Regions from separate parts of the Homo sapiens genome. Here region 1 is linked to region 2. A link is an interaction called in ENCODE POLR2A ChIA-PET data of the cell type or tissue named here. Cell type or tissue: Panc1. All regions are shown on one strand. Each heading gives the region's core, and the rest is flanking DNA. Links, peaks and the distances in the headings are about the cores only. Region 1 overlaps LINC02941 (long intergenic non-protein coding RNA 2941). Region 2 has its middle 94 kb from the start of MIR3668.

Region 1 (9,325 bases), core at 334-8,333, 250 kb after region 2:
GATAATTAGGATTTCACCATGTTCCTTAAATAATATGTTGTGCATGTCTTCCATTTGCACAATGATATAGGACAACAGTGAATATCTCTGGAGGGGACTTCCTATTGGATAGATCTTAGCTTGAATTCCCAGTCTACTATGTGCTACCTATGTGGCCTAGGTCAAGTAACGTGACCTCTCTGCGCCTTGCATTTATCAAAAGGAAATAATAATTTATACTTTCCAGAATTCTCTGGATTAATAGTGTAGGAAAAGTGTCCATAACATGAGTACATGGTATTTAATAAATGGCATTAAAAACATATGCCAAAAGTGTATCATTTCTACGAAAAAAAAGACTGGTCTGAGATCCTTAGTGGTGCCAGGTGCCCATGCAATCCTTGCACTACTAACAAAGGCCATAATTGTGGAGTTTGTCCCAAATTCTTAGCTGCAACCCCATGGGTAAATGTAAAGGCTGAGATAAGGATAAAGGCAAGGCCATTTAAATTAATTGAAGGTCCTGAATTTTTTCCCTTTGGGGAACAGCTTAGGGAGGGGAAAGAAAAGAATCTCTCCATTAAGACGGTCTTTAAATTGGCAAGCAAACACTTTTTGGTTAATATCAAACAAAGGATCAATGTAAGAAAAAAATTATGTATTTCTCCTGTCCAAACTACCATATTTCAGAGCATACTCATTGGCAGTTTTCCATCATTTCAGTTTCTGGGACAGGGACAGAAGCTTTGGACAGCCGGTTTGTTTGTGTTTTATTCTTTTCATTTGTTTGTTTAATTTTCCATTATGAATTGGACATGAAATGTGCAACCAAATTCCTGCATTAAATATCCCTGGCATAAAAGACATGCATTAAATACCCCTGAGATAAAGGACATCCCCAATATACTCCATCATTAATGAGCTTAGTACTGAGTTTCAATCGCAAGAGAGGAGTGGCAAGTTTTGATATGTCCTACAGCAAATGATCGAAGGTTTTTACCCTCCTTGTAGTATGAAGAAAGTATCAGTCAAGTTATCTCCTAGCCTGGACTGAACAGGTGAGTAGTTTCTATGCCTTAGATATTACTACCATGAAGTGAAGGATACAATTACATAACTGTAGGCTGGGGGCGGTGGCTCACGCCTGTAATCCCAGCACTTTGGGAGGCTGAGGCGGGCAGATCACAAGGTCAGGAGATCGAGACCATCCTGGCTAACACGGTGAAACCCCGTCTCTACTAAAAAATACAAAAAATTAGCCAGGTGTGGTGGCGGGTGCCTGTAGTCCCAGCTATTTGGGAGGCTGAGGCAGGAGAATGGCATGAACGCTGGAGGCAGAGCTTGCAGTGAGCCAAGATCTCGCCACTGCACTCCAGCCTGGGCAACAGAGCAAGACTCCATCTCCAAAAAAAAAAAAATTATGTAGCCATAGAATAGGTTTACAGCCTAAAATCCTACGCAAACCTACCATAAGCTTTTGTGAATTAATGAGACCTTTGAAGCATTAGACATTTTATTCCCTCTTTCTTAGCATCATAGTTGGTCCTCAATATCTTGACACTTTCAGGCATGCAATACTTATTTTGAAATACATATTTTCAAAGCATTTCGATGCCTACTTTTCCCAAAAGAGCATTTAGATTCTTCAGTAAATGAACCTAGACATACAATTTGTGTCTTATCTTCCACTGGCCAAAGCAACTTATATAGATTTGTTTTCTCACAACTCTGCAAAATACAGTAAATACAAGAATAGTGACTTTTTAATTTTGTGGACTAACTGAGGAAAACAACGATGAGGACAGTCTGGAGCAGGAGTAGGCAAACTATAACCCATGGGCCAAATCTGGTTCAATGCCTGTTTTCATACATAAAGTATTATTGATTGAAACATAGCCAGGTTCATTTGTTTATGTATTGTCTAAGGTTGCTTTCACACTAAGATGGCAGAGTTTTAAATATACAGATACTTATTATCCACAAAATCATCAATACTTACTATGGCCCTTTACAGAAAACATTTGCCAAATCCTGGTCTGGAGCACAGCCCTAACAATTTGAAGACCAATGTCTGTGGCCTTCCATAAATTTTCACTTGTTGACAATCCCTGGACAGCAGATGGAATTTACGCTTAAACAATCTGGTTATTTTTATATTCTTAAATATGAGAAGTTATCTTAATTTTTGTTGAATACCTACTAGAAGTATATTTAATTCTCTATTAGATGATATTATTTCCAAATAAGTTTCTGAAAACTACCATCCTACACATTATTCTTCTTCAGAACTCTTTGAGTACATTTTCAAATATAGACAAAATGAAAAGCAGACTTTTAAAATAGTACTTTGATGGGAAATGCATTATTGTAGTAGTGTATATAAGAAAAAGAAAAGGACAAGAAGGTGATGCACAGAAATTGCCTTTAGATATTTGAGGTTATATGTATAAAGATATATATGCATATACATACACACATATAATCTTATAGATAATTTGTATACTCCTTTTGATTCTGGTTTGATCCTCCAGATCTATAATTCAACACAAATAATAGTGAATTGCATGTTTATTGACTTTTTTAGGTAAATACTTTTACAGCCTAATGTCATACAGTAGCGGCTGATAACATCAGTTTAGACATGGAACTGCTTTACTTAGAATTTGTTTTTCTCTCAAAGGGTCAAAGTATCCTTAATAAAAGAGAAAGATTTCCCTTATGTTTTCAGCTAGCCACAGCAACTAGGCACAACACTGAAAAAAAAAAAAGACAAGTAAAACTGTCTTTCAAACTTCTGTTTGCCCTTGCAAAGTGTCCTGGCTTAGGTGGATATTGAATATTGAATAACTTTGTCTATTCTTAATCCAAAGGCAGTGCAAAGCAAAAGACTAATAAAGAAGGATTAAGACTAAGGCCACTACATAGAGTCATCAAGTCGTAGAAAAGACTATCATAACATTTCTGACTCCACATCTAAGTTATCCTAAAATAGAAGCTGTTCTTTGAGCAATAGAGCATCCTTGCACTGACCTGGAGCACTGCTGCAGAGTCCAATTGGGTTAGAATTAAATTACATAATCATTTAGTCATAGTACACATTCTTATTGAGTGACGCAGGCATCAGACATGGTACTAAGTACTGAGTGTCCAAAGTCATGCAACGCAAGGTCCCTGTCTTCATGAGGCTTTTATTTAGTGGCAAAGGGAGACAACTCAATCTGGGAGAATGTGGAGAGTGCTATACTCTACTGGAGTTCAAACCTGTGACTCCCACCCTCACGTAATATGAGCATGTTTTATTTAACTCATTAATTAATAAGATGTTATGACCAGATCAAAAGTTGTTTTATAAGCTGGACAGAGACCATCTTAGAATGAGATTGATGGGTAGATTTAAAAAGTGGCTCATGTCCAACAGGACCATAAACCTTTGGAGTTATCTGCTCCACCTGGCAGAAATTATTTGCAGCTCCACCATGCAAAAAGCTACAAGTCAACAGCGAATGCTACAAAGTCTGGAATTTGTAATTAATAGTAAACAGTGAGGTAACCTAAGTATATTAGTTAATCTGTAGCTGGCCTTCTTTCAAAAAGACAATGAATGGAGGCTGTCCACATTTTTTACTTATTTCTTAAGCTTCAGATATAGTTTCTGAAGCACAGAGGAGGCCACCTTGAGGTCAGGATGGGGCAAGGCAAGCATGGCAGCATTTGAGTTAAGATTTGGAAGCTAAGTAGGAAAAACTGGCCATGGATGTGAAGATGGGCATTCCAGGAAAATAAAGAAAAATATGTGGCAACTTCACATTCATTCCTGTGCTACGCTGTGTAATTCCCCTGAAGGCTGGTAATTCAAAAAAAAAAAAAAAAAAAACCTCTAGAAAAAGATAGAAAACACAGAAGTTCCCATTTTTAGAATGGAGAATCAATCTGCCAAGTTTAGATAGGCATGGATTAAGAAATAAACTCACAAGGAAGCATTATATTATCCAGAAGCTGTGAAGGACCAGAATGCCTCCACAAAGCCTAGGGGATGTTCCACATTGGACCATGAGCCTAGCGAATGACTGAAAAAGGGCAAAAAGGGGGAAAAACTGTAAATGGTCTATTTCCTAGCCACATGTGCTGCTTGTCTGAATCAGGTTACGGTCTCTCACTTACTCTATTTAGAATTCTGTACATCTGGGTGTATTTTTTTCTAGTGTTTCCTATCATATCAGTGACAGAATTGTCAACACTGAGGTATCCATAAATTATACTGCAGTCTAGTAGTTTCCAGTGTCTGCGAAGCTTAGAACAAAAGACTCAAATGCAAATGTGAGCTGCTTAATTCAGTGAGTATTTGTGATGTTACCCAGGTGCCAATGACATCTTTCTGACCAGCTCAGAGGCACCAGGGAGCAACCCAACATACATTTTTAATGTGCTCAGCTGTGACAGCATATACACACAGAAGACCTTAAGGCCTTAAAGCCATCCTCCTGGAAACCACTGCACTTTTAGGGACCCAGAAGAAATGGTTTAATTAATCTTCTTTTTCAGGGTAGCTTTTTTTGATATAAATTATGTACACTGAAAACCTGCCAATTATAGCAAATTAAGGGACTTGGCAAGTGCATCCCTTAGAGGCAGATGGTAAATAATATCCAGATTCTGATTTGAAATAGGACCAGAGATTAGCTGGTGCAGAATGTAAAAGCAATCTAGATATGAGAAATAAACAGATTTAGTGTGAGCTCAAGAGGAGGGTTTTGGTTTGGGAGAGCTATAGTGATGCATTGAAAATGGATGACTCATTATCACTACGTGCATTTCCCTGAGATGAGCCAGCTCCAAGTGCTTCTTTCTGTGATTCTTTGATGAACAATTATTTATTGCATTAGTATCTTCACTATGTTACTCAGATGCTTCCGTTTCCTAATCTGTGCAATGAGCATAGAGCAGGTTGGGGTGAGTTTTTAATGTCATCACCACATCATGTGCTCCGTGTAGTACTTGACGTACAGTAAGCGTTAAAAAATGTTAGCTGTTTTTGTTAGTTATGACTACCAAAATAAAGAACAACTCTCACATACCTTCACCCTTATGTTTTGGCCAAAAATCCTAGCTAATGCTTATGAAAGCTGATTATGTGCTTCTACCTGATTCCATCAATTTCTTTACTTATTAATAGCATTCAAAATAAAGAGTCTGACCTTAACTTTGTTTATTTTTCCTTCTTAAATCAACCGTTAGCATTCCTCTTATCTATTAGGGCTTCCCATAATACTCTCCCCCACCCTCTGCCTTTTAATGTATAGTCTAGATCATTTGTGCTTAATTAGATAAAACCTCATCTCTTGTCTCTATACAACATTTTAGTATCTATTACTTCACTGATAATGTAAAAATTTTTGCCACATACAACACAGCTTTACAACATAAAGCTTCATGCATGATTTCATACCATGCTTCATACTCTTACTAGCTCTTCCACTATTCTCATTTATGCATGAGGAATGGGAGGCTCAGAGAGTTTAAGTACTATGCCTTTGTCACACAGATGGTGGGTCCCGGGAGCTGACTTGCCTTGATATTCTGTTGTCACTCAAAGACTGAAAACCACATAAAACCAAAGGAAATCGTGAAAGATAAAGTGTTCAGGTTGGTGTATCCTTGAAAGTGCCAGAAGAGAACTCCACTATGTATATCAAAGTTAAGGTGATTATCTAGGGAGAAGTTTAGACACATGCAAGACCAAATAATATTACTTCTCTGCTCACGTTTTTACTTCTCCAACCTCAGTTTGTATCTGGTTTGAGTCACTACAGCAAGGAGGATGGTGACCTCACCTTATTCGCTTAGTAACTAGATTTCTTGTTTTGCTAATTCACCACAGAAATAATTTAGAACAATTACTGGGTTCAGTTACAGATTCCACACTTTGGGGGAAAAAAAAAAGTAGGGTAAAGGCAGGGAGACATCCACCAGATGACAAGGTAAGAATGGAGGTTAGAATGAAGGTAAATGGGCAGAGCCAACAGAGCAAAACTCTCAGGCTCTGCTTGCACAAAGCTGTCGCAATCCTGCAACTCCCAGAAAACAGTCGTCACATTAGCCAGTACGTGTACGGCAATCTTCCCGGAGTCCGAAGTCTCAGATAGGACAAACTCAAGCGCACATTCGTCATGTAATTCATGTTCAGCCTAGGTTGCTAAAATTAGGGAATGACTCAATCATCATACACCATTACAGCTATTTTCAAGGCTGTAAGTGATGCGTTGCACCGACACTGATGCAAAAGCTTACCCCAATTAGCTTCTGCAAATGCTCTTCCTGCAACAGAGCTTCGTTTCCTAGGAGCCTTCAATCTAATTACAAAGCTTGATTCTCCCGCAGGGCCTGCCTGGCCAGATGATTTCATTTTACTTTTAGGCTAACCTTTGCCATCAGTGATGTCACTGAAGTGTTCCTTCTCTTGAGAGGCTCCTAGGAGCACACTAAAAGGTTAATTTGTTTGATATTTGGTTAAAGAGACTTCTCTACTGGAGGGGCTCTGTTTTGCTGTAGGCAGGTAATGGTACAAAGCAGGCATCTTCAGATGAAGGCAATTTGCACCCAGCCAGCACCAACATAGCTTTATGCACTAACTATCCAGCAGCCACTCAGATAGAAAATCACTGCTGAGAAGGAAGTCAATGGATCCTTTCTGCAATTCACATTATTCACTCAAGGAGATTTTGCATATTTCCTAGTGCTTTTTTTCTCTCAAAAACAAGAGCTGCAAGGCTCAGTGGAAAATGTAACCAGCTACGCAACAGGAAAAACTTGTGTTCAACCACCTTAGGCATCAGAAAAACAAAGGAAAAAGCACAAGTAACGTACATGCCACAATTCCATAATTATTATTCTCCAAACTCAAAGTATCTTTGCTACCTATAGACATCCTCTCCACCCTTCTCTGCCCTTTCCCTAGTGGCCCTTGCTGTGCAGAACTAAAGATGCTATAGAAAAGCTCAGATCCCAACTATGGCCACCTGTAATGGTTATGCTTATTATAGAGAGCCAGTGCTGACAATGAGGGTGTATAAACCAAACCAAGGCCACAAGGTAAGAAGCAGAAATCAAGGCAACCTAATATTTTTTATGAGTCACGTAATAACAAAGAATCGGTTCCACCAATTTTCCCCATTTACTAATGCCATTCAAAATAAACATTCTGACTTTAACTTTGTTTATTTTTCCTTCTTAAATCAACCCTTAGCATTCCTCTTATCTATTAGGGCTTCCCATAATATTCTCCCCCACCCTCTGCCTTTCAATGTGCAGTCTGGATTGTTACTTTTGCTTAATTAAATAAAACCTCATCTCTTGTCTCTATACAGCATTTTAATTTCCATTACTTCACTGATAATGGAAAAACCTTTACAACATAAGAATATGAAGCATGATATGAAATCAGCATATGAAAGTAGCAAATGAAAAGGGGTAGCTATTAAAATGAAATAGGAGGGTCCATGATCAAATTCAGCAAAACAAAAAAACATAGACAGAATGAACGCACACACAATACTCCCTGAATATAAAAATGTAGTTTACATTAAACAGTGTCATATGAGATAAAAAAGAAAAATTACTTTATTCAGCAGGTAATAAATTATAGGACTTGTCTAAGGGCTCTTAAGTGAAATTTTTAAAATAAATACATCCTTAGATAAGTTTGTAAATAATAAAGTAAAACCTGATTGTTGAAAGTTTGGGTAAAGATAGCAAATGGAAGAATGAAGCCACATCAGATCACATCATTTACATTTTCCATTATGCCTTCACAAATGAACAAATAAATAAATTTCAGAATAAAATAAATCATGATCAGCAGCAATGAAAAAGGAGTGCTGCACAACTGAAACTATAAAACATTATTAACAAGCAAAGAAACCAAAATGAAGCAACAGAAGATTCTAGAATAGAGCAGAGCAGTGTGGGCAACGTAACTGGCTTCTAAACTTTCACCAGCATTCTAAAAGTAATAATGCTGAGTTGATAATATACGAATGATTTTCACTGACTGCCAAACTTTGAAGAAGCAAATTGAAATTGTACTCTTGTATTTTTTTTTTCTAACTGAAAAAAAGTGAAAGTAGTTCCTGGGAGGGAGAGTGGAAAGGAGGAAATTAAGAAAAAATGAGGATAGTTAAGTTTGCAGGGGTTCACTGTGGGAACAATATGCAAACCTTAATGTCTACAGAAAATCATGATTTAAGATGTTCAACACAACCTTAGCTTATCACCTTTTCATCTCCCATACTCTCAACTTGTAGCTCAAAGCAACAAAAGTAGATAGCAATCATGGTGGAAAAGAAATAAAAAACTTTTTTTTTTCATTTTATCAGCAAAATTAGGAAATCAGATTACCTCTGCCAAATAATTCACATTAAGTATAAGCAATGCTAAAACAATCTGAGTGCCAACAATTGAAAGACATTATAGGGGGAAAAAATCAATAAATAACTGGTAAGTAAAAAATAGCATAAAATATGCACAAGTCAAGAAAAAACATGTATGAAAAAAGCATAGCACAGGAAGGAAAAAACATCTCCATAAATGCATTGCATTATGCTATAGAAATAGGTAAGAAGAAGATCATTTCAATTTAAAAAAAGAAAATGGAAATATGTTTTAATAGAAGCATCAAGCATTAAGTAAAATTGATGTCCAAAGCAAGAATATTATGAAACATATTAATCAATTTTAAGGAAGAAGGAATACAATAGACAAAGCTAAAATAAAATTGCTGCTCTAAATTGTTTTTTATAATCATAATAAATATAGAGAATGAAGAAAAACGTACAAAAGAAGGAGAAAAGAATAAATAAATACAAAACACTCAAAGCTCATAATCACATCATTTGCCCTTGCTTAAATAGTTTTAGAATATCTGTTTTTTATAAGCTGCCTCAAATATTTTGGAGGAAAGAGGGATTGTAAATAAAAAGTGCAGCAGTTTACCTCTAACAGAGTACAGGGAGGGAAGGAAGGAAGGAAGGAAGGAGGGAAGGAAGGAAGGAAGGAAGGAAGGAAGGAAGGAAGGAAGGAAGGAAGGAAGGAACGAACAATGTGACCACATTCAAGAGAGATAAACCCACTTAAAATAACTGAATTCCTGTGAAAACAAAGCCAACCATGAAACCAAAAACATATTAAAGAATATAAAACAAGAAAATTTTGGTGAGATAATTGGGAAAAATAACTAAAAATAAAAAGAACACACTCTAATCCAGGCAAAATTTTTACAAAACACTTAAAGCCAAAACATATCTTGGTCCACTATTGAACTTCAAAGATAAAGCCTTTTTCAAGCTACCTC
Region 2 (9,325 bases), core at 726-8,725:
CCCACTCCATCCCCTCTCCAGCTACCCATGCTGCTGAAAGCGACCTCCATCACTCAATAAAATCCCCATATTTACCATCCTTCAAGTCTGTGTGACCCGATTCTTTTTGGACACTGGACAAAAATTCGGGACACACTGGGTGCAGGAACCCAAAAAGACTGTCACACTGACTCTTCACTGAGCTATTTAACACTTAAGCCATTCCCGGATGGCAGGGCTAAAAAGGCATTGTAACACCCCTAGACACTGCCATGGGGCCGGAGCCCAAAACACTCACACTGGCTCCTGCACCCGCTCATTTGCATGCTCCCTCTCCCTAAGGAGTTTGAGCTGAATAAACAAGCCACACCACTGTCACACATCCATAAGAGGGTCAGGAAACTCCCATGTTATTAGAACACACCACTTCGGAATCACTCCTGAGACAGAAGAAAGGTGCCTGGAGAAGCCAGGAGAATGTTGTCCAGAGTGAAATCACAGTGGTCCAGTGTCAAGCACTCTGACTTGCAAACCTGCAAATGTATTTCCAATCAACATCTTGAAGGTATTGGGCCTACAGAAAAGATGTCAGTTTAGCCACCCTTAGAAAAGACTGATACATAAAGCCAAAAGTCAAATGCACTTATTTACAGAGGGTAACATATTAAGTGCTCAGGATACTCTTAACTTTTCTTCAGGACCTGTTGTTTCTTCATTTTATGGTAACTGAGAAATGGAGATTCTAATCGAAAAGCAAGAATGAGAAGTAACAGGAGGTAAATAACCAGATCAAGGAAACGTCTGATTAAACATTTTTGTCTGCTCAATACGAACTTTCTGGTTATATAGAAATATTTTTATCATTTGATTCAGTGTCTCCCATTGGATGAAAACAAGAATGTTTCCTTTTCTGAGGTCAGGTTTTCTACATTTGCAAGTTGACTATTCTTTTATAAGTCAACATAATTTTATATCAGACTCCTCTCAAATCTGTGCTGGAATTCAATAACAAACAGTGCTTTATGAGAAAGTTTGATTCTTCTATAGAATATTGTACAATTGAAAAATATTTAACTGCATGTACATTATGGCCAATAAAAACAACCCATGGATACACTCTTGTTAATGTTCCTTGTGAAGATATTTCAGTGATTTTCTTTTTCTTTTCTTTTCTTTTTTTTTTTTTTTTTTTTTTTTTTGAGTTGGAGTCTCACCCTATTTCCCAGGCTGGAATGCAATGGCACAATCTCGGCTCACTGCAACCTCCGCCTCCTGGTTTCAAGCAACTCTCCTGCCTCAGCCTCCCAAGTAGCTGGGATTACAGGCACACGCCACCACGCCCAGCTAATTTTTGTATCTTTAATAGAGACAGGGTTTCACTGTGTTGGCCAGACTGGTCTGGAATTCCTGACCTCATGATCTGCCCACCTCGGCCTCCCAAAGTGCTGGGATTACAGGCCTGAGCCACCGTGCCCAGCCTCAGTGAATTTTTAAGTAACTGACCTCTTCATTTCTCCACATAACCTGAACCTGTTTACACTCACCTGTGAGTGCTAATGAAATATGAATTATTTTTAATAATTGGTCAGAAACAAAAATAAATCCAAATTTAACAGTAACAAAATAGTTTTATATTACAAAGCTAAAATACTTTGTCTTCTTTATCGTTTTTGCATTTATATTGTCAATAAGAAGAGTCAAACTCTGTAAAATATTTTTAAAAGTTTATTCGGAGCCAAATATGAGTAAGCCTGGCCTGTGACACAGCCCTGGGAGGTCCTGAGAACATATGCCCTAGGTGGTTGGGGTGCAGCTTGGTTTTACACATTTTAGGGAGACATGATGTTGCAGAATTTGCTCCTTAGTTCAGCTAAAACCAGGCTTTTGTCACACAACCAGGAAAATTTAGGCATGCAGACACACTGAAGGGTAAGTAGAGCACAATTTAATCAGGCAAAAAGAGAAAAAAATGGAGGAAAAAAAAAAAAAGCAAAGCAAGATGGAGTCCTGATTACAGGCCCCCCACCTCACAGATTGAATCCCAGGCCACTACATAGGGACTGAAGAGGCCAATGAGATTTCAATCAAATACATTTAATAAATACATTGGTTTGGTCCAGAAAGGTGGGACAACTGGAAATTGGGGGCTTCCAGGCTATAGGCATGTTTAAAATTTTTCTGGTTGACAATTGGTTGACTTTACTAAAGACTTGGGATCAATAGAAAGGAAATGTATGTGTTGAGATAAAGGATTGTGGAGATCAAAGTTCTTATTTGCCGAGGAAGCCTTCAGTTAGTAGGCTTCAGAAAGAATAGGTTGTAAGATGTTTTTTTATCAGACTTAAAGTATGTGTTGATGTTAATGATGGAGAGGTATAATAAGAGATGTCCAACCCCCACTTCCCATCATGACTTAAGTCAGTCTTTCTGGTTAAACTTGAGTGCTTTGGCTGAGGAAAAAGTCCGTTTGGATGGTTGAGGGGCCTTAGAATTTTATTTTTGGTTTATAATATATAACAATCTTTCCATTTCTTAACATATATAATAGAATATTAACTAAATTTCCTTTTTATGAGCTTAATGATGGTCAAAAAGAATGTCAGAAGCGCTGAAGAAATGAAGTGAATCACATAGCACTATTGTAGGAGCTCTGGGTCCATGAGAAAGCTTCGTGGGTTCAAATAAAGGTTAATCACTTAAAAGTTATGTGTCTTAGATGGATTTTGAAAGTTACCAAATCTCTGTAAGTTGTAGCTTCTTTATCTAATAAATGAAGATAATAATACTTCCATCATTGGGGTTATTAAAACTAAATATATATATGGAGAGAGAGGATGTACATAGTAAGCATTAAGAACTCATTGATACAAAACAGAATTTCCCCAATTTGCCTCCAATTTCAGATTTTAAATGTTTCTTTAAAGCCTTAAAGAGATAACATTCAGATGGCTATCAATTACTGAACACTTTAGTGTCTGTGGAAAAAAAATGCTTTCCTCACAACACAAATGCTTTAACCATAAGTAAGGCAAATTCCAGGAACAAATTTTATTGTATGTTTAATCTTCATTGATCATATAGTCAGTAATTCAGATAGAGATTAATGGTAAGCCATGGGAAAAAAATTGTGAGTGAACAATGTGTCCTGAAATCTCACTAATTAGTTTGGAAAAATAGAAGTTATTTTTACATTTAGTAACATGTATTTGTAAAAAAGCCTGAGGCACAAAGCATTCAAACACCTAATCCACGTTCCATTCTGATGGGATACATAATCACTTTGAACAAAAGAAACAAGCCATTTTGCAAAAGCCTAAATATTTAATTTCTGCTTCTCCTTCTAAAGAGAAATAATTCCCAGCACTGAGTATTTGTATATGCATCACTTAGTTATGGGATAATCTTCAATTGAGCAAAAATGTAAGCTCTTAGAAAATGATTAAATGAAAAGCGACTATGAAACAAAGGAAAGAGGAATAGTGGAGAAAAATAAATGAAAGAATTTCATTTAATCTTACCTTTCAAAGTCTACTAAATCAGTATTCCTGAAATTCTTTAATCATCAGGGTAGGTAATTTAGAATCCAAAATATGATGTTCACAGTGACTCTTAACAAAATATTAAGCCCATTCTTTAACTTAATGTGGAAAAACAAAACCAAAGCCACCATATCTATAAAACCAAAACAAAATCTAATCTGATAGATTAGCTCAATAGAACATAGCTTTCAGAGACTTCTCTACAAGTATGTTCTTAAATAGAAGAAGCATTTTATTCCTCTTGGAGCCTTTCTCATAGTTTTAGCTTGACACTCCTGAATCTTTTGATTCCTATAAGCAGCTCTAATTTTACCTTCAAAGGCAGATCAAACAAGTCTCCTTACTCCAATTTACTCTGTTTCTCTTACTGATAGATGCTTTGAAACAAAGATTTGTGATCATGCTGTCATTATTGTCTCTGACTTTTAAGACGTGATTTTATTGTCTATAATAGGAGTCAAAAGATATCATCTGACTAAGATCAAATTTTTTCTTTTTCTCTATACTTAATTTTATTCCATAAATAATCTATGAAAGAAAAGCTTTCAAGTTTGCCACAAGTCAGTGCTATTACATAACATTTTTTTTTGAAACAGGAAAAGGGTAATTTAATTGAATATGAAAATTTAAAGCAATAAATGGACTTCACTAATGATCACATTGTGAAGAGAAGAAGCAGCAGTATCTATTAAAAACCAACTCCGGCCAGGTACAGTGGCTCATGCCTGTAATCCCAGCACTTTGGGAGACAGAGGCAAATGGATCATGAGGTCAGGAGTTAAAGACCAGCCTGGCCAACACAGTGATATACCCCCGTCTCTACTAAAAGTACAAAAATTAGCTGGGTATGGTAGCATGAGCCTGTAATCCCAGCTACTCAGGAGGCTGAGGCAGAATAACTTGAACCTCGGAGGTGGAAGTTGCAGTGAGCCGAGACCACACCATTACACTCCAGCCTGGGCAACAGACTGGGGACTCTGTCTCAAAAAAAAAAAAAAAAAAAAAAAAAGAACCAATTCCATTCCCCATTATTCCCCATTGCCTCACTTCTCCTCATCTTTAGCTACCTGACCCCTCCTCTCTTGCTCTTCTTTCCCTGCCCCACATTAACCAAAACCCCAAAAAACATCAAGGTCTCTTCATCCCTATCCCTATCTTACTGAGCCATACATTCGTCTGCCTTCTCTCCACCCTAGCATCTTCCCAGACCTTTTCTCCATTCTTTTTCCCATGTAGAACAATTTTGTTCTCTCTGCTTTTCCAATTTAGTAGACAGAGAATTCACCTTTAAAGAAGGGATTATAAACAACAGACAATATTATTCTTTCTGAGACATTGTTAGACACCAACGATGTCTTCTGATTTTAATAAAATAGTGAATACAATTATACTACCAGAAAACCTAATTTCATTAAGAAACAAGTAGTTAAATATATACTGTGGATATTACTCTCTTGATCGGGCAGGAACAACTCATACCCTCTACAGGCCCCCAAGTTCTGTTGGGGCATTACCAAAAGTATGCCTCAGAAAAGCCCACCGATCATTCAATATCAGTTTCCATGTTAAAATCACAGTATACTTCTACTTTTTCTTCCATTTGTGACAAGCTCTACAAGCTGCTTGAAGAAGATGTATCAATATTCCTGTCCAGCCAGAGTAAGCATCATGAGGATACCAAATTCCATGGCAAAATTAGTCTCTCTGGATATTCTCAAAACCCCCATTAGATGTCAAAGAAGTACTGGCCTCCATGTATAACTACTGTGAAATTAAGAAGATCCACTGGGATGTTAGATTTATGATTCGCAAAATACCTAATTTATTGCCTCATTTGGTTTTATATCAGCCCTTTGATGCTGTAAACAGGTTAAAGTGTATTAAGTGTATCTCCCAAGTTCACAGAATTATTAAATCATGGGGAATAAGACTCAAACCCTGGTTTTTCTTTCCAATGTTTCTGTTGTTTTTCACTTTTGAATAAATAAACTAAAAAACTTTATTTGTAGATTAATGCTTTTTGTGGCAGCTACCTTAGCAAAGTTGTCTAAGAAAAAATTAGTAGGCATTGATAATTTTAAGTAATAAAATAAGTACATTATATAAATTCAAATCTGTCAGGAAAAAAAAGTTATTGATGCCAATAGTTGATAAACTATTTTGCCAAAGTAGCATTTCCTCTGACTTGCCAATATGCCAAAATTTTTGAAAGTAATTTCATAAAATCACTATAATTGTACCTTGTAGTTCAGAGTAATAGTTTTAAATAAATATAGATTATTTAAATACATTGTTACAATAAATAATTTTAACAAATCAAATTATTACAAATTATTTAATACCAATATAAATGATACCTTGTCATTTGTAAAATATATGGAGAACTCAGAAAAATAAACAACACAAAAACTAAAACTCACAATGATTCATCACCTAGATATGAAATATGACCTAAACTTTTTGAGATACTTTTTAGCCAGGAATCAATGATACAAAAGCATTTACATGAACTAATACAATCCAACAACAGAAATGAAACCTTAGGACTGCTAAAACAAACATACAAAAAAGACATTAGAGAGAGAAACTTTGTTATTTAATATCTCAGTTGGATAAATGGTAATTTATAGAGGGAATAGCAAATTTAGATTAACTTCCAGATTGTAAGTATCACAGAACGAATGCCTATTGCACTATTTATGGCAAATTAAAAATCAGTTGTCTAAAATAATGAGCTATTGAAACAAAAAAGTGTTTTTTCCCCCTGGGGATGACAATCGAGAATTTAGGGGAAGGGGAGAAAGAAAAGAAAGTGAGCCCCATTTATGATAACAGGTAAGTAGGTAGCTGTATATGTATGGCAACACACAGGAAGCATCGACTGCTCAAAAAGAGTCTCCCACTGGCTTGTCATATGGTCTGAAATCCCACTGTTAGAAATTATGCTTGGAGGTCTTAAAGGTCTTAAATAAATTTTCATACTCAAATAGAAGTATCTTGGAATGTAACAATTTAGCTTTGATTAGTCAATTTTATGGGGGACTTGGATTATTTAGTGAGAACCAGTCAAATAACGTTGACGCAGAATATCAATAAAGAGGGAGATTGCCTTGAGAAACAAGTAGGTAAATAATATTTGACATAGTTTAACTATTACCTCAAGTCTGTTCTTTGAGCTCAATTAATCAATGTGATAATACCTATAGAACGTGTATGATGCGAAAGTCAAGATGTCAATAATCAGGAAGATCAAGAAACCCATAAGAAAATATCATACCTTTCTAAGAAATTTGCTTTCTTGTTGGAAAAATAAGACATACATCTGAAAAAAGTAACTTGCTGGTTCTAGACATAAACTGGTAATTTACACCAGAGTGCATGGATGAAAATGTCCTATAAGAATTGAAAGGCATATTTTTTTTGCCTGTATCTGGAACACTCCATTGGAAAACAGAGAAGCAAAAGTGATCTAATGTGAGTTCAATTTATTTAAATTGCAGAAAATTAAATTTTTTGTATGATCTGGAAAACTGTATACATATAAATATCAAGGTAAACACACAGAATAATATAGATATTTAGATATAGCAAAAGTGAGTGAGTGAGCAAGAAAGAAATTCCTTGTCATGAGTAATACCAAATGAGGTCCACCCCATTCTGCCATCTTAGTAAATTTTTCCTGCTCCTCTCTGATTCATAACTCTACTCCTATATGTTAATTCTTTTATTATTTTCTTTTGCTTTTATTGATACCTAATATTTATACATATTTATGGGGTATATGCAGTATTTTGTTACATGCATAAAATGTATCATAAATAAGTCAGGGAACTAGGATGTCCATCACCTTGTGTATTTATCATTTCTATGTGTTGGTAACATTTTAAGTTCTCTTTTCAAACTATTTTGAAATAATACATTGTTGTTAACTAAAGTTACCCTACTCTGTTCTTAAACATTAGAACTTATTCCTTCTATCTAACTCTATGTCTATACCCATTAACCAATGTCTCTATCTCCTGCTACATCCTTCCCTGCCTCTGGTAACCATCATTCTACTCTCTAACTCCATGAGATCAACTCTTTTCCCTCCTACATGAGTGAGCACATGTGATATTTACCTTTTTGTGCCTCACTAATTTCACTTAATGTAATGATGATTTTCAGTTCTATCCATGTTGTTGCAAATGACATAATTTCTTTTTTTAGGGCTGAATAGTATTTTATTGTGTATATAGACCATATTTTCCTTATCATTCATCCATTGCTGGACAATTAGATTGATTCCTTATCTTTCCTATTATGGAGAGTGCTGCAATAAACATGGGGTGTGCCAGTATCTCTTTCATATAATGATTTCCTATCCTTTGGATAAATATCCAGTAATGGAATTGCTAGATTGTACTGTAGTTCCATTTTTAGTTGTTTTTGAGAAATCTCCATACTGTTTTCTGTAACAGCTTTAGTAATTTACATTTCCACTAACAGTGTGTAAGAGTTCCCTTTCACTTAATCCTTGCCAACATACATTATTTTTTGTACTTTTTATAATAGCCATTCTAACTAGGGTGAGATGATATTCTATTGTGATTTTGATTTGCACTTTCCTGATGACTAATGATCACATGACTGTTGGTCATTTTGTACATCTTCTTTTAAAAGTGTCTATTCATGCTCACTTTTAAATGTGATTAGTGTTTTGCTATTGAGTTGTTTGAGTTCCTTGTATATTCTCATTATTAGTCCTTTGTCAGAAGAGTAGCATCCAAATATTTTCTCCGATTCAACCAGTTGCTTCTGAACTCTGTTCATTGTTTTCTTAGCTGAGCAGAATCTTTTAGCTTAATATAGTCTCATTTGTCTGTTTTTGTTTTTTGTTGCCTTGGCTTTTGAGGTCTTTGACATAAAATCTTATTTTTAGAAGACTATTCTGAAGTGTTTTCCCTATGTTTTCTTCTAGCAGTTTTATAGTTTTTGGTCTTACATTTAAGTGTTTAATTCATTTTCAGTTTATTTTTGTATAAAGTGAGAGATAGGGGCCTACTTTCATTCTTCTGCATATGGATATCCAGTTATACCAGCATCATTTACTGAAGAGGATGTCCTTTACCTATTGTATATTCTTGGCACTTTTATCAAAAATAAGTTGGCTGTAAATATGTGAATTTCTGAGTGCTCTCTTTTCTTACATTGGTCTGTGTGTTTGATATCATGCTGTTTGGGTTACTATAGCCTTGTAATATATTTTGAAATCAAATTGTGTGATGCCTCCAGCATTGTTCTTTTTGTTTAGGATTGCTTTGGCTATTCAGGCTCTTTTGTGGCTTCACACAAATTTTAGGATTTTTTTTACATTTCTGTAAAGAAAGTCATTGGTATTTTGACAGGGATTGCATTGAATCTGTAGATTGCTTTGTATAGTATGATCATTTTAATTATATTAATTTTCCAATTAATGGGCATAAGATGTCTTTGCATTTATTTATGTCTTAATTTATTTCATCATTGTTTTGTAGTTTTCCTTGTAGAGATCTTTTATCTCCTTGGTTAAATTAATTCTTAGGTATTTTTTGTAGCTATTATGAATGGGATTGCCTTCTTTCTTAATTTGTCTTCAGCTAATATATTATTGGTATATAGAAATGCTACTGATTTTTGTATGTTAATTTTGTATCCTGCAACTTTACCAAATTTATGTATCAATTCTATGAATTTTCAGGGAGAGTCCTTAAGTTTTTCTAAATATAAGATAATGTCAACACTGAAGCAGGAGGATTGCTTGAGTTCAGTAGTTTGAGACCAGCCTG

What was found. Peaks named below come from ENCODE experiments on the same cell type or tissue, not always from the same donor. Only the 100,000 strongest peaks of a DNase experiment are listed, where the experiment ranks them.
Region 1: POLR2A ChIA-PET joins it to region 2 with 19 read pairs; 2 of 35 experiments call an interaction of 5 or more read pairs at or near these places.

What each region holds. Positions count from the first base shown.
Region 1 is chr6:140,047,268-140,056,592 of GRCh38, reverse strand. All of the region lies in intron 1 of LINC02941 (long intergenic non-protein coding RNA 2941), which reads right to left. The region is part of intron 2 of LOC107986652 (a long non-coding RNA gene); the gene reads left to right. Among named protein-coding and RNA genes, the nearest start is that of LINC02941, 76 kb to the right of the region's middle. In Panc1, for the core only: CTCF peaks have their summits at 3,456 and 3,656; no DNase peak of the experiment used is centred there; H3K27ac peaks cover 278 bases.
Region 2 is chr6:140,294,394-140,303,718 of GRCh38, reverse strand. No RefSeq gene overlaps it. Among named protein-coding and RNA genes, the nearest start is that of MIR3668, 94 kb to the right of the region's middle. In Panc1, for the core only: no CTCF peak of the experiment used is centred there; no DNase peak of the experiment used is centred there.